Regions from separate parts of the Homo sapiens genome. Here region 1 is linked to region 2. Evidence: chromatin contacts called from ENCODE Hi-C or POLR2A ChIA-PET data. All regions are on one chromosome and are shown on one strand. The core of a region is the stretch at or near the end of the contact, and the rest is flanking DNA. Distances in the headings are between cores, read along the strand shown.

Region 1 (6,660 bases), core at 2,179-4,678, 53 kb before region 2:
TCTGTCTCAAAATAAATAAATAAACAAATAAATAAAATTTAACTGAGTATGGAAAATACACAAATTACATAAGCAAATGCATCTACAACCCTTTCCAAAACAGAAACACAGTAAGCCCTACTTGACAAGACAAAGAGCAACGTAATAATGCTATAGTTTAAAAACACCCTCCCTGGTCATCTAGTGTTGAGGAAAAAAATTAAGTAAAATAAAAATAAAAATATGGGGCCAGGCGCAGTGGCTCATGCCTGTAATCCCAGCACTTTGGGAGGCCGAGGCAGGCAGATTACCTGAGGTCAGGAGTTCAAGACCAGCCTGACCAACATGATGAAACCCCGTCTCTACTAAAAATACAAAAAAATTAGCTGGGCGTGGTGGCGGGCACCTGTAATCCCAACTAGTCAGAAAGCTGAGGCAGGAGAATCACTTGAACCCAGGAGGCGGAGGTTGCAGTGAGCCGAAATCACGCCACTGCATTCCAGCCTGGGCGCGACAGAGCAAGACTCCATCTCAAATAAATAAATAAAAATATGGGCCAGGCTTGGTGACTCAAAGTATAATCTCAGCACTTTGGGAGTCCAAGGCAGGGCAGATCACTTGAGGTCAGGAGTTTGAGACCAGCCTGGCCAACATGGTGAAACCCCGTCTCTACTAAGAACACAAAAAAATTGTCCGGGTGTGGTGGCACTCCTGTAGTTCCAGCTACTTGTGAGGCTGAGGCAGAATTGCTTGAACCTGGGAGGCGGAGGCTGCAGTGAGCTGAGATCACACCACTGCACTCCAGCCTGGGTGACAGAGCGAGACTCCATCTCAAAAAAAAAAAAAGTAAAAATAAAAATATGAAAACCCTCCACGTTCACAAACTTATATAGGCACAAAAGGAGTCATATGCATGGCCACAGAGTGATGCACAGATACAGCATCCTTACATCTGATCATAACATTGACTTATAAGAACCCAAAGAATTGACAAATACATTAGTAATTAGTAATTATGTATCTACCTATCCTCCCCAACCAATTCCAACAATTCCTGAATTGTCAAACCTTACTAAGAGATTTCAACCCAAACCCACAACCATACCTCTTGTCCCCTATACTATCCTAGATTTAGAAGCTAATTAACTTTTTCCTATACTCCAAGGTGGGAGAGGGAGCAGAGAGCAAAAAGAGATTTTTAGATAGCTTCAAATACGTGAAACCTCTAATAGGGAAGCAATTCATTTTGGGAATTCATTTTATTTTAATGAGTTCTGGGTAACCTGAGAGAACTAGGAGGGAAAAAAATCAGGAAAGAAATTTTCACATGGTACTCTACAAGGTTTGAAAAGAATAAAGACATGTGAAATATTTCCCTTTCAAATATATACGTATAATATATAATGTATTATCTATACATATATTTGATAAAGGGATGTCAGTATATGTACATATAAACATATATTGATAACCAACAAATGTGTATAAACTCATATTTCATTTCTTTTTGAGATGGAGTCTTGCTCTGTCACCCAGGCTGGAGTGCAGTGGCACAATCCTGGCTCATTGCAACCTCTGTCCCCCAGGTTCAAGTGATTCTCCTGCTTCAGCCTCCTGAGTAGCTGGGATTACAGGCGCGTGCCACCAAGCCCAGCTAATTTGGGGTTTCACCATGTTGACCAGGCTGGTCTCGAACTCCTGACCTCAAGTGATCCACCCACCTTGGCCTCCCAAGTGCTGGGATTACAGGCATAAGCCACCATGCCCAGCCTCATTTCTTTTTTAAAGTAAATTTTATTGTGTATATTTAAGGTATACAACATGTTACGGGATACATATAGATAGTAGAAAGGTTACTATAGTGAAGTAAATTAATCATCCCACATAATTGTCCCTTTTGTTTCTTTTTGTGGCAAGAGGAGCTAAAGTCTGCTCATTTAGCATGAATCCCATATACAGTACAACTTTATCATCTATAGTCCTCATGTTGTACATTGGATCTCAGGATTTGTTCATCCTACATATCTACTACTTTGTATCCTCTGACCTATAGCTCCCCATTTCCTCTCCCCTCTACCCATATTTCTTCAGGATATAAACAAAATGAGTACCACACAGACTAAGCCCATAAATCAACATTAAGTGTTTTGGGTCTAAACATTTACCCACTGCATTGATCAGACACTTGTGTTTAAATCCACCTCTAATGGTCTCATTAGGTACATGAGAAAGCAGCAGGAATCGTTCCTCACCCTCCAACATTCCATTAGATGAGCAAAAGATTCCCTAAATGTCTATGTCACATTTTTTCTTCAAAGAACAGCTACAACACAAAGAGAGGGTAAAGAGTCTTCTTCCTGCTACAGCATGAAATTCCTCCTAATCAGTATGCTGTGCGCCCTGAAATGCCAGAAACTGCCAAATATATTCCTTGTCAAATATGGACAAGATTGTCCATCTCTCCCCATGTGCCCAAGGACAGCACAATTCTCTGGCAGCCATGGGTTAATCATAAAGACTCCTAGGATCACTGCAAAGTCTGGCTATCTGCAGAGGTCCAAGTATCAGTTCAAATACAAGATCCAAAGTATCACAGCGCTCTGTGCCTTAATCCCAAGGTGCGATGTCTCTCAAGACTCCTTCTCTATAGGCTGGGTGGGGTAGGATCTGTAGTCTAGAAGAGTATACCCAGCTCTTGATAAACTGTTGTGGTTTCTCTGACTATCTATGATTTCAGCTATCTAATACTACTGGTGGTATGGGTAGGAGGGAAGGTTGGGGAGAGAATGGAAACAGTTAATCAAAAAATAAAATAATCTTGTGGGGTGGGGTGGACTGGGGGACAGGGTCTGAAATGACATATTATCCTTGTGGAGATTGATACATCAGCAGGAAGTCAAACTAACTTCATTTCATAAGGATACAAACTTGCAAGCTTGATTTGTTTTTAATTCCCCTGTCTTTTCAGGCCTCGCAGAGACTGAAAGTTCCCTGAACTCCAGAACCAGTTGAGGAAAGATGCAGAAAGCAGTAGTGGAAAAGGGAGAAGCGCGGTGAGGAATTAGGAATCTTGAGAGAGGAAGCCCCTTCCCCTCTTTAAAAAGAATGTAAAAACCAAGGGCATTGCAAGATCCCCAGAAAAAGAAGTAGCTAGATACCAAAAAAGCGCTTTTCCCTACCTTCTTGTTGTTTCTATTGTAGCCAAAAGTCGAAATCCCGGGCCTGGAAGTCACGGATAGCAGCATTTTCTCTTTAATGTTAGGGAACGAGCGAGAGAGAGAGAGAGAGAGAAAGGGAGGGGGTAAGAAAGACGGGGAGGGAGGGAGGAGGGGAGCGAGGGAAAGGGGGAGAGGGAGGGAGGAAAAAAGGGAGGGGGAGGAGAAAGGAGGAGAAAAGGAGCAGGAGGAGAGAGATGAAGGGGGGCTGCGGGCAGAGAATGAGCTCGGGCTGCTCCTTTACGTCACTGAGAGAAGTTAACAGAGTCTGAATGAGGCAGAGGCACTTCCACTGGGTCCTAATGCCCAAGATGTTTTTTTTTGTTTGTTTTTCATAGTCTCAGGAGTTAAAGCTAGAAAGAAGAGTTCTTAGGTCTAACCCCTTTCAAATTTATCCCCTTTCCTCTATGAACAAGTTCCGATTCTCATATAAAGACAATGAGGGCTTTATTTCCACCCTTAGATCTCAGCTATAAGATTTCAAGCTTGATTTTAAAGGGGCTCCTGAGACATTGCCTTGGAGAACACGCAAAAAAAAAAAAAAAAAAAAACAGAGTTAGAGTGTGTGAGATAAGCTCAGGGCTTCCCCTACTTTACACTTACAGTGATTTTTTTTTTTTTTTTTTGAGACAGAGTTTTAGTCTGTCACCCAGGCTGAAGTGCAGTGGTGCAATCCCGGATCCGGCTCACTGCAACCTCCACCTTCCGCAATTCTCCTGCCTCAGCCTCTCGAGTAGCTGGGATTACAGGTGACCACCACCACACCCAGCTGATTTTTGTATTTTTTAGTAGGGACGGGGTTTCGCCATCTTGGCCAGGCTGGTCTCGAACTCCTGACCTCAAGTGATCCACCCACTCAACCTCCCAAAGTGCTGGGATTACAGGCATGAGCCACCACCCCTGGCCCATTTATAGTGATCTTAATGTACAAAGGAACAAACAGAGGAACACACCAAAGAGCAGAGCTAAGCAAAACAGAGTATGGGGTATAACTAGTTTCAGATCCTTAGATGTGTTTCTCTTGGGTCATACCAATGGGCTGATGCCCCTCACTCCTATTTCAGATTCTCCGAGGAATGAGTTCATACTTAAGAAGGAATTATCAGACTGGACTATATCATGAAACTTGGTGCCTTGTTATTTCTCTAACAATTGCAGGCTATCTTATTTAACACTTTACCCTGCTATTTCCTCATCTTTAAGATCCATGAAACTGAAACAATTACAGTAACTCACCAAACCTGGAGTTTATGTCTAAATTGAAGTCTACAGTTGGGATGTCTGCTTTGAGTTGTCTTTGAGCTGTTTAAAAAAAAAAAATACTTAAGAAGCATATGCTTCAACAGAATAAAAACACAAAATTCTTAGGAAGGAATACAAATTTCAGAGTCAAGAACCTAATAGAGTTGCAACACTTACCTCTACTAGTTTCCAAAGAATGTCTTTGTAGGCGTAACCTTAACAAGAAAGGAAACCAAAAACTTAAGAATGATATCCAGTAACCCCTACCAATCCAAGTGCAATAGGGATGTTAAATGAAAGCCTTCAAATCCCTTCATAAGGCCACCTTGCTGCCATCCTAAGTAGTTTCTTGAGATATAAATTAACCCTGTCTGTTTTGTGACAACAAATATTAAGCCCAAACCCTCCCTCAAATGAAGTTCTGGTCTCTATTCTAGTTTCCGTGTCACTTTTTTGCTATGATAATGGAACAGACAGTATTAGTATTCTGCAGAGTAAATATACATACCCTACCCCCAATCTCTAACTTTCATTTCCAATAGGACAGGAAGTGCCTGCTCAGCTCAGGGGACACAGGAAGGGTGGGAGAGCCTCAGTGTGGGAATTGCAACTGAGACTGGAAACACAGCAGCCAAATGCAGTAAATAAATAAATGAAGGCATCACTCAGTGATATCTTTTTTTTTTTCTGAGACAGAGTCTTGCTCTGTTGCCCAGGCTAGAGTGCAGTGGTGCTATCTTGGCTCACCGCAACCTCTGCGTCCCGGGTTCAAGCGATTCTCCTGCCTCAGCCTCCCGAGTAGCTGAGACTATAGGCATGCGCCACCATGCCCGGCTAATTTTTTTGTATTTTTAGTAGTCTTGTTGGCCAGACTGGTCTCAAACTCCCGACCTCAGGTGATCTGCCCGCCTTGGCCTCCCAAAGTGCTGGGATTACAGGAGTGAGCCACCGCGCCCGGCCCATATATATATATATATATATTTTTTTAAGTCCTTTTTCTGCTCTCAGAGACTCTCATTAACCAATTTATCCTTGCTGTTTAGGCCCTTGGATGATATCTTCTCCTTTACCCTAACAATGTGGTACAGAAACCTTTCTCTTGAAGGCCTGATTCATAAAGGCAATCAACCCAATTTAACTTTTTTTTTAAGTCTAATTTTTCTTTCTACTTTTTTTTTTTCCCCCTGAGACAGAGTCTCACTCTGTCGCCAGGCTGGAGTGCAGTGGTGCAATCTTGGCTCACTGAAACCTCTGCCTCCCGGGTTCAAACGATTCTCCCGCCTTAGCCTCCTGAGTAGCTGGTACTACAGGCATGTGCCACGACGCCCAGCTAATTTTTGTATTTTTAGTGGAGACGGGGTTTCACCATGTTGGCCAGTCTGGTCTCGAACTCCTGACCTCAGGCAATCCACCCGCCTTGGCCTCCCAAAGTGCTGGGATTACAGGTGTGAACCACGGCACCCGACCGAAAAATCTAAATTTTTATAATCTGGTAAATTAGGACCACAGAAGTAAAATGACCCGGATATGCAAACTGATGCCAAAGGTGTATTATGTTAAAGAGCACCAACAAAACTGGAAACTAAATCCTTCATTCTGGTGAGTATATGTATTATAAACATATATTTTTTTTTATGACAGGGTCTCACTCTGTCACCTAGGCTGGAGTGCAGTAGCACAATCACGGCTCACAACAGGCAGCTTTGACTTCCCCAGGTTCAGGTGATCCTCACACCCATCCCACCCCTCCCCACCCTGTAGCTGGGACTACAGGCATGCACCACCACACCTGGCTAACTTTTGTAATTTTTTTTTTTTTGGTAGAGACGGGGTTTCATCATGTTGCCCAGGCTGGTCTTGAATTCCTCAGCTCAAGCAATTTGCCCACCTCAGTCTCCAAAACTGCTGGCATTACAGGTGAGTATATTTGTAAAGGAGTTATGGAATTCTGTGGAAATGATGGGGAAGGTAATGGTGTTCTGTGGTTAGATTCAGGAAGTATACGGGAGGAGGAAGAATCCTACTTCCTCCAGTGTATTTACTTTGACGCCCTTCTGCTTTGCCCATTACATTGCCCACATTTTTCCAGATTTAGTCAATGCCTCTCTAATTCTTGGTTCTCATGAACCCAGCACTCAGGAATTGTTTTGAAGGGAAAAAAGCAAAATGAGAGTTATCTGTAACTTCTTTGGGGAAGAGACATTTGTACCTGATTCAATATAGG
Region 2 (6,262 bases), core at 1,950-4,449:
ACAGGTGAGGAATAGGCTAAAAGTGGAGGAGGGTGGGCACAGCTTCTCCACCTACCCTCCAGCCACCATGCAAATATATACAACCACCACTCTCCACGTCTCCTTTGCCTGATCATATCATTATTCCTCTCAGGTGGGGCAACATTCCCCTGGATGATGCTGTGCAGTTCAACCATCTGGAGGTGGTCAAACTGCTTCAAGATTACCAGGACTCCTACACACTCTCTGAAACTCAGGCTGAGGCAGCAGCTGAGGCCCTGTCCAAAGAGAACTTAGAAAGCATGGTATGAGCACAGGTCATGGACAGCCCCTGCTCAAGAAAAAGCATGAGCTGGCCACACATGTAATCCATAACCACCAAAAATACTATGGAGAGCTACACTGCTTCAGTGGGGACCAAGCAGTCATTTGGTGACTTAGGCTAGTGCTTTCTATGGGAGTCAAAATACCCCATTCCCTCAGCAGACAGAGTACAGAGAAGGGCCTCAGAGGACACCTGCAGTACAGCTATCCAGAGAGACTGGGCTTCAAGGTACAGCCTAATGGCTTGCCCCACTCAAAACCATCCCAGCTCTTCACCCAGGTCTCCTCTTCCTCTCCCTGAAGAAACCATCATGAGAGAGATACTCTGGTGGAGGGACTCTAGCTACCATGCACATGTACATATCCACAGAATATGGGAAGTGGGAATGGCTATATACATGGCTTTAGTAGTCTGGAGAAATCTACTCCCCTTGGCCAGGACATGCTGCTGCTACTGCTAACAGCCAATTTTATAGACAGAGAAAGTATTTTGTGTTCAAATAAACTTTAATTACCAAATCATTTTTGCTAAACCCAGTCCTTCTTTCTTCCCTAGGGGTATCTAGCTTCATCACCATCATAGAAGGTAGAAAAAGATGGAATCACAGGGTCAAAGCACAGCTTCTCTACCTACCCTACCAAACAGTACATATTCACTTACCCCACCAGGTTTTTCTCAACTCCAAATACTGCTTTAGGTTAAGTGTATTCTGCTGCCAAGGGAAGCATAGGTTTGAGTCTAAACAGGCTCTGAAACAGATTGTGCAAAACCTCAGGCCTCCTTCCTTCCTCGGGAAGTTCCAACTGTGGCAGAAATGAAGATGGAACTTCTCAAGAATAAACAGTTTTGGCCGGGTGTGGTGGCTCACGCCTGAAATCCCAGCACTTTGGGAGGCCAAGGTGGGCTGATCACATGAGGCCAGGAGTTCGAGACCAGCCTGGCCAATATGGCAAAACCCCATCTCTACTAAAAATATAAAAATGAGACGGGCATGGTGGCACACACCTGTAATCCTAGCTACTCAGGAGGCTGAGGCACGAGAGTCGCTTGAACCCAAAAGGCAGAGTTTGCAGTGAGCCAAGATCATGCCACTGCACTCCAGCCTGGGTGACAGAGTGAGACTCTGTCTCAAAAATAAATAAATAGTTTCTAGCACTCATCCCCTAGATATCCCCCAAGTGTCTCTCTTCCCCTTTGGTCAAGGTTATAACTGGGATAATGATTATGACAGACTGGCTGGGTGTCAGAGGTACAGATTTAAGGTAGATGGACTCAGGGTAAGGATAGCTACAGCTGTGTGGGGCTGAAGGTCTGTGGCACTGAGCTACTGGGGAAGGAGGGCTCTGTTTTCATTTTGACACACTGAGTTAATAAAGCACTTACTGAGGGAGCCAGAGCCCAAACTCTAAATGTGCTGTAGAAAAAGGGCCAAGTCATTGACTGCACCACTCCTTCAGCCAGAGGTAGAAAGGATTTACTCTTCAGCCATCTGGTAGAGCCCCAAGAACAAGTTACATGTGGACAAAGGGAGGGAGAGGTATCATGGTGATTAATAAATTCAAACAAAGCTGAATGATAAGACCCCAGGATGGAATACAGTCTGAGAAAGGCCTGGGCAAAGGGAGGCAGAGGGACTGAAGGAAGCAGGTCAAGGAAGATACACCCATGGTAGCCTAGGAAATTGGCAGTAGTTGGTGGGTGGGGAAAAGGAGGGTTTGGCTGTATGCCTAGCTTTCACAAGGTAGGGGATGAGGAAGATGATCATGATATTGCACAGAGGACCCAACACTGAATTGTGGGAGCTAGAGGTTGCTTGAGGCAAAGTAAAAAGGCTTCGGACACTTTCAAAAGGAGGCTGGCCAAAGGCGTGATTAGGGACTCCAGTAATGGACATACTAGAGGCCCTCGGGCACCTCAAGCCCTGAATGGGTCAGCAGCTCCCCATCCCAGAGAGCAAAGGCAGGCACCACTGGACCCCGGAAATCTGTCTGTAGCGTGTGAACCACAGAGACCTGGCTCACATCCACCAGGCTCAGCTTCTGGGCCTCATACTCCAGCAACAGCCCCACCTTCTCTGGCTGCCCAATACCCTCAACTGGGGCTTTCTCGTTGGCCAACATGGTGTACCACTTGCGCTGGGCATAGGTGAACACCCAGGAACGATCATCAACACCAATGCAGCTATCCCGGGACATGTCCACATCTGCCACTCCTATCCGGAACTGCTGGGAGCGCTTCACTGTCACTTCCCAGTAGTGTCTGCCACTGGTGACCGCTGTGTCTGCCAGCACCACTGCCCACTCCCGGAAGCGCTCCACATTCAAGGCCACCTTGGTGGGCTCCAATCCCACCAAGCCATATTTGACACCCGTATCATCTCTGAAGAGTGCCAGGCTGCTGTGGGCGGTTTTTTCTTCCAGTTTGAAACTGACGCCTGCGGGCAGAGCAAAAAGACGGGATAATAACAGGGGCTAGAACCCTAGGGCTGGTGATATATTCAGATATGAGGCAGGCAGCCATGATACACGAGCAACTAGGGAAGAGTCAGAATGCCAAGCGGGCAAGAGAGTCGCGAGGTCGCTTTACTACGGATAGCTCACGGAGCTGAAAAACTCGGATTGAGTAAGTCCCGGAATTTAAAGAAACCAAATGGTATCACAGGTTTGGAATCTTAAGACCAAGGCAGGTGGGGAAGGAAAAGACCCGAGAGGGTTGGAGTTGCTTCTCGGAGTGGGGTCTGGGAATAATAGACGGCAGCCATTCTGGAGGTAAAAGAGTAAAAAGAGATAATCCTACCTCTCTGGGCCTCTGTGGAGGCAACTCCCAATCGTTTGGCTCCCCAGCGGCACAAGCGCAAAGAACGTGCAAAAAGCAGCGCCATCTTGCGCCTTGGATGAACCGGGCACGCCTCCCGCTTACAGACACAGCCATCTGCCCGCCCGCTCCCCTAGCACGTGGTGCGCGAGGGGCGGCCGCGCAGTGTTATGACGTAGGCGACGCCCGGGGGCGGGCGGCCGCCAAGGTAGTGGTTTCTGTTCTGTTTCTGCCCGCGGTTAATGCTGCTTATTCAGTTTTTCTGCGTAGACGAACGCTGCTCACATTTGAACTACGTAAAACTTTTAGAGATATAGTGTAGCCAGATGCTTAGAAGTATAGATTTTAAAATTAGACAGTACTGTAATTAGCTTTGATCCCGGCTTCACTGTGTGAGTTTGGGCAACTCACTCCACTTTTCTGAGCCTTAGTGTTCTAATTTATAAAATAGAAATTATATACAGACCTTAGTAATAATTAAGTGAGAATAATCTAGGCCGGGCGCGGTGGCTCACGCCTGCAATCTCAGCACTTTGGGAGGCCGAGGCAGGCGGATCACGAGGTCAGGAGATCAAGACCATCCTGGCCAATATGGTGAAACCCCGCCTCTACCAAAAGTACAAAAATTAGCCGGGCGTGGTGGCGCGCGCCTGTAATCCCAGCTACCCGGGAGGCTGAGGCAGGAGAATCGCTTGAACCAGGGAGTGGGAGGTTGCAGTGAGCCGAGATTCTGCCACTGCACTCCAGCCTGGTGACAGAGCAAGACTCCATCTCAAAAAATAATAATAATTAATCTAGATATATATTGGCAAATAGCAACCATTGGGTAATTCACAGTTGTTTATAATTAATAGTAAATACATAAATACTGTTAATGTTGGTTTTGTATGTTCAAGGCTAGGAACGGATGGTTTAACTCAGCATTCAGTTTTCTGAACTTAACCAAGAGTAGCAATATTTTGGTTCAGGGTATGAGGTAGGAGATTATGGACAGCCTATATTGAACATTTCGATCTGCATTCCATTTTATTTTATTTTTTGAGACAGGGTCTCATTCTGTCACCCAGGCTGCATGCAGCACAGTGGCGCAAACACAGCTCACTGCAACCTTCATCTCCGAGGCACAAGCGATCTTCCTGCTTCAGCCTCCCATGTAGCTGGGACCACATGTGCACGCACCATGCCCCGTTAACTTTTTTGTAGAAACGGGGGTTTCGCTTTGTTGACCAAGTTGTTCTCGAATTCTCGGGCTCAAGCCATCCTCCCACCTTTGCCTCCCAAAGTGCTGTGATTACAGGTGTTAGCCACTATGCCAGGCCTACATTTTTTTAATCAGTCCACTTCTCAAGGTTCTGCTGGCCAGTGCAATAGCAACATACATCCCACCTCCATCCTCCTACCCCTCAAAAAAGGATTTTAGATATATATTTTTAAAATGTATATTCTGAGACGGAGTGTCACTCTATCACCCAGGCTGGAGTGCAGTGGTTTGATCTTGGCTAACTGCAGCCTCTGCCTCTGGAGTTCAAGCAATTTTCCTGTCTCAGCCTCCTGAGTAGCTGGAATTACAGATGCCCACCAACCACACCTGGCTAATTTTTTTTTGAGACTGAGTCTCACTCTGTTGCCCAGGCTGGAGTGCAGTGGCGCAACCTTGGCTCACTGTAACCTCCGCCTCCCGGGTTCAAGCAATTCTCTTGTCTCAGCCTCCTGAGTAGCTGGGACTACAGGCGCATGCCACTACGTCCGGCTAATTTTTGTATTTTTAGTAGAGACGGGTTTCACCATATTGGTCAGGCTGGTCTCAAACTCCTGACCTCAGGTGATCCACCCATCTCAGCCTCCCAAAGTGCTGGGATTACAGACGTGAGCCACTGCACCTGGCCTAATTTTTGTATTTTTAGTAGAGACAGGGTTTCACCATGTTGGCCAGGCTGGTCTCGAACTCCTGACCTCAAGTGATCCACCCACCTTAGCTTCCCAAAGTGCTGGGATTACAGGTGTGAGCCACCACACCTGGCTTCTGGCCTAGATATTTAAAAGCCTAAATAACTAACCAAAAATTCTTCCTCCTCTCCCAGAGTGGTAACTGCCTTGAATGATGCACATGGCCCTAGTTCAGGCCACTGTCATCCTTGGCCTTAAGGCTTTCTCATTTCTTTTATTTATTTATTTTATTTTATTATTTTTTTTATTGAGACTGAGTCTCACTCTGTCACCCAGGCTGGAGTGCAGTGGCAGAATCTCGGCTCACTGCAACCTCCACTGCCCAGGTTCAAGCAATTCTCCTGCCTCAGCCTCCTAAGTAGTTGGGACTACAGGCGCCCACCACCACGCCCTGCTAATTTTTGTATTTTTAGTAGAGACAGGGTTTTGCCATGTTGGCCAGGCTTGTCTCAAACTCCTGACCTCAGGTGATCTGCCCGCCTCTGCCTCCCAAAGTTCTGGGATTACAGGCATGAGCCACCGCGCCTGGACAAGGCTTTCTCATTTCAATGTAGAAATGTGAGTAGCTTCTAAGCTGATCTGCCAGCTTCTATCTGTCTGCTTCTAATTCAATGTCGGCATTACAGTCAGACATGCAACCTCCCTGCTTAAATCTGTTAATGTGCCTGCCTCAAATTCCCTTACATGGTCACAAGGCTTTACATGATATGACTACTGCCTACCTTCTTTGTTCGTTTTCACAAAACATGATTTCTTCAAGAGTTCACAGGGCCATTGCAGTATAATTCACTAGGTGCCATGATTGAAGTCATACAGGATGCTCAGGAAACAAAGGAGAAACCTCTGATTTAGTATATTTGAGAGTGGTGGGAAGAGACTTCCCAAAAGCCATACCTATGGCTTGAAAAGCAGAAATGGTTAAGCAAGTGAGGGAATCTCATGAATTGCAACCCATATTCAGCCAGTTGCCCAGAAACCATGGAGTCCTTGGCTTGTCTGTCTCCTCTCACATATCTGATTGTCACTGAATCCCTATCACATTCCCCCTACTCCTACCAGCCCCCACTGTCAACTGCATCAGCCGTCTAACTTGTCTCCATTCTCCCCAGTGCTGCTGAGTGAAACCTATATCACCCATTAGGTTGTGAATCCTTTTTTTTTTTTTCTGAGACAGAGTCTCACTGTGTTGCCCAGGCT

The links. A loop is a pair of places that touch in the nucleus more often than their neighbours do. ChIA-PET counts read pairs that join two places held with the same protein, here RNA polymerase II (POLR2A). Pooled maps may share reads with other maps.
Region 1: a loop to region 2 is called in a pooled map, with 2.4 times the contacts of the local background. The contact joins the promoter of RBMS2 here to the promoter of SPRYD4 in region 2. A Hi-C loop is called at or near these places in 1 of 168 maps with a recorded cell type or tissue (astrocyte of the cerebellum) and 1 of 50 pooled maps. POLR2A ChIA-PET finds 5 or more read pairs at or near these places in 5 of 52 experiments (GM12878, K562, WTC11 and 2 more).

Annotation. Positions count from the first base shown.
Region 1 is chr12:56,518,588-56,525,247 of GRCh38, reverse strand. It overlaps RBMS2 (RNA binding motif single stranded interacting protein 2), which reads right to left and starts at 3,428. Exons shown (of 14, transcript NM_002898.4): 1 at 3,159-3,428. The coding sequence starts at 3,224. RefSeq lists an enhancer at 2,250-2,993.
Region 2 is chr12:56,465,515-56,471,776 of GRCh38, reverse strand. It overlaps SPRYD4 (SPRY domain containing 4), which reads right to left and starts at 3,199. Exons shown (of 2, transcript NM_207344.4): 1 at 3,101-3,199; 2 at 1-2,738. The coding sequence starts at 3,185. The coding sequence ends at 2,200. It overlaps GLS2 (glutaminase 2), which reads left to right. Exons shown (of 18, transcript NM_013267.4): 17 at 1-4; 18 at 134-825. The coding sequence ends at 290. RefSeq lists enhancers at 2,352-2,481, 2,902-2,951, 3,272-3,451, 3,462-3,531.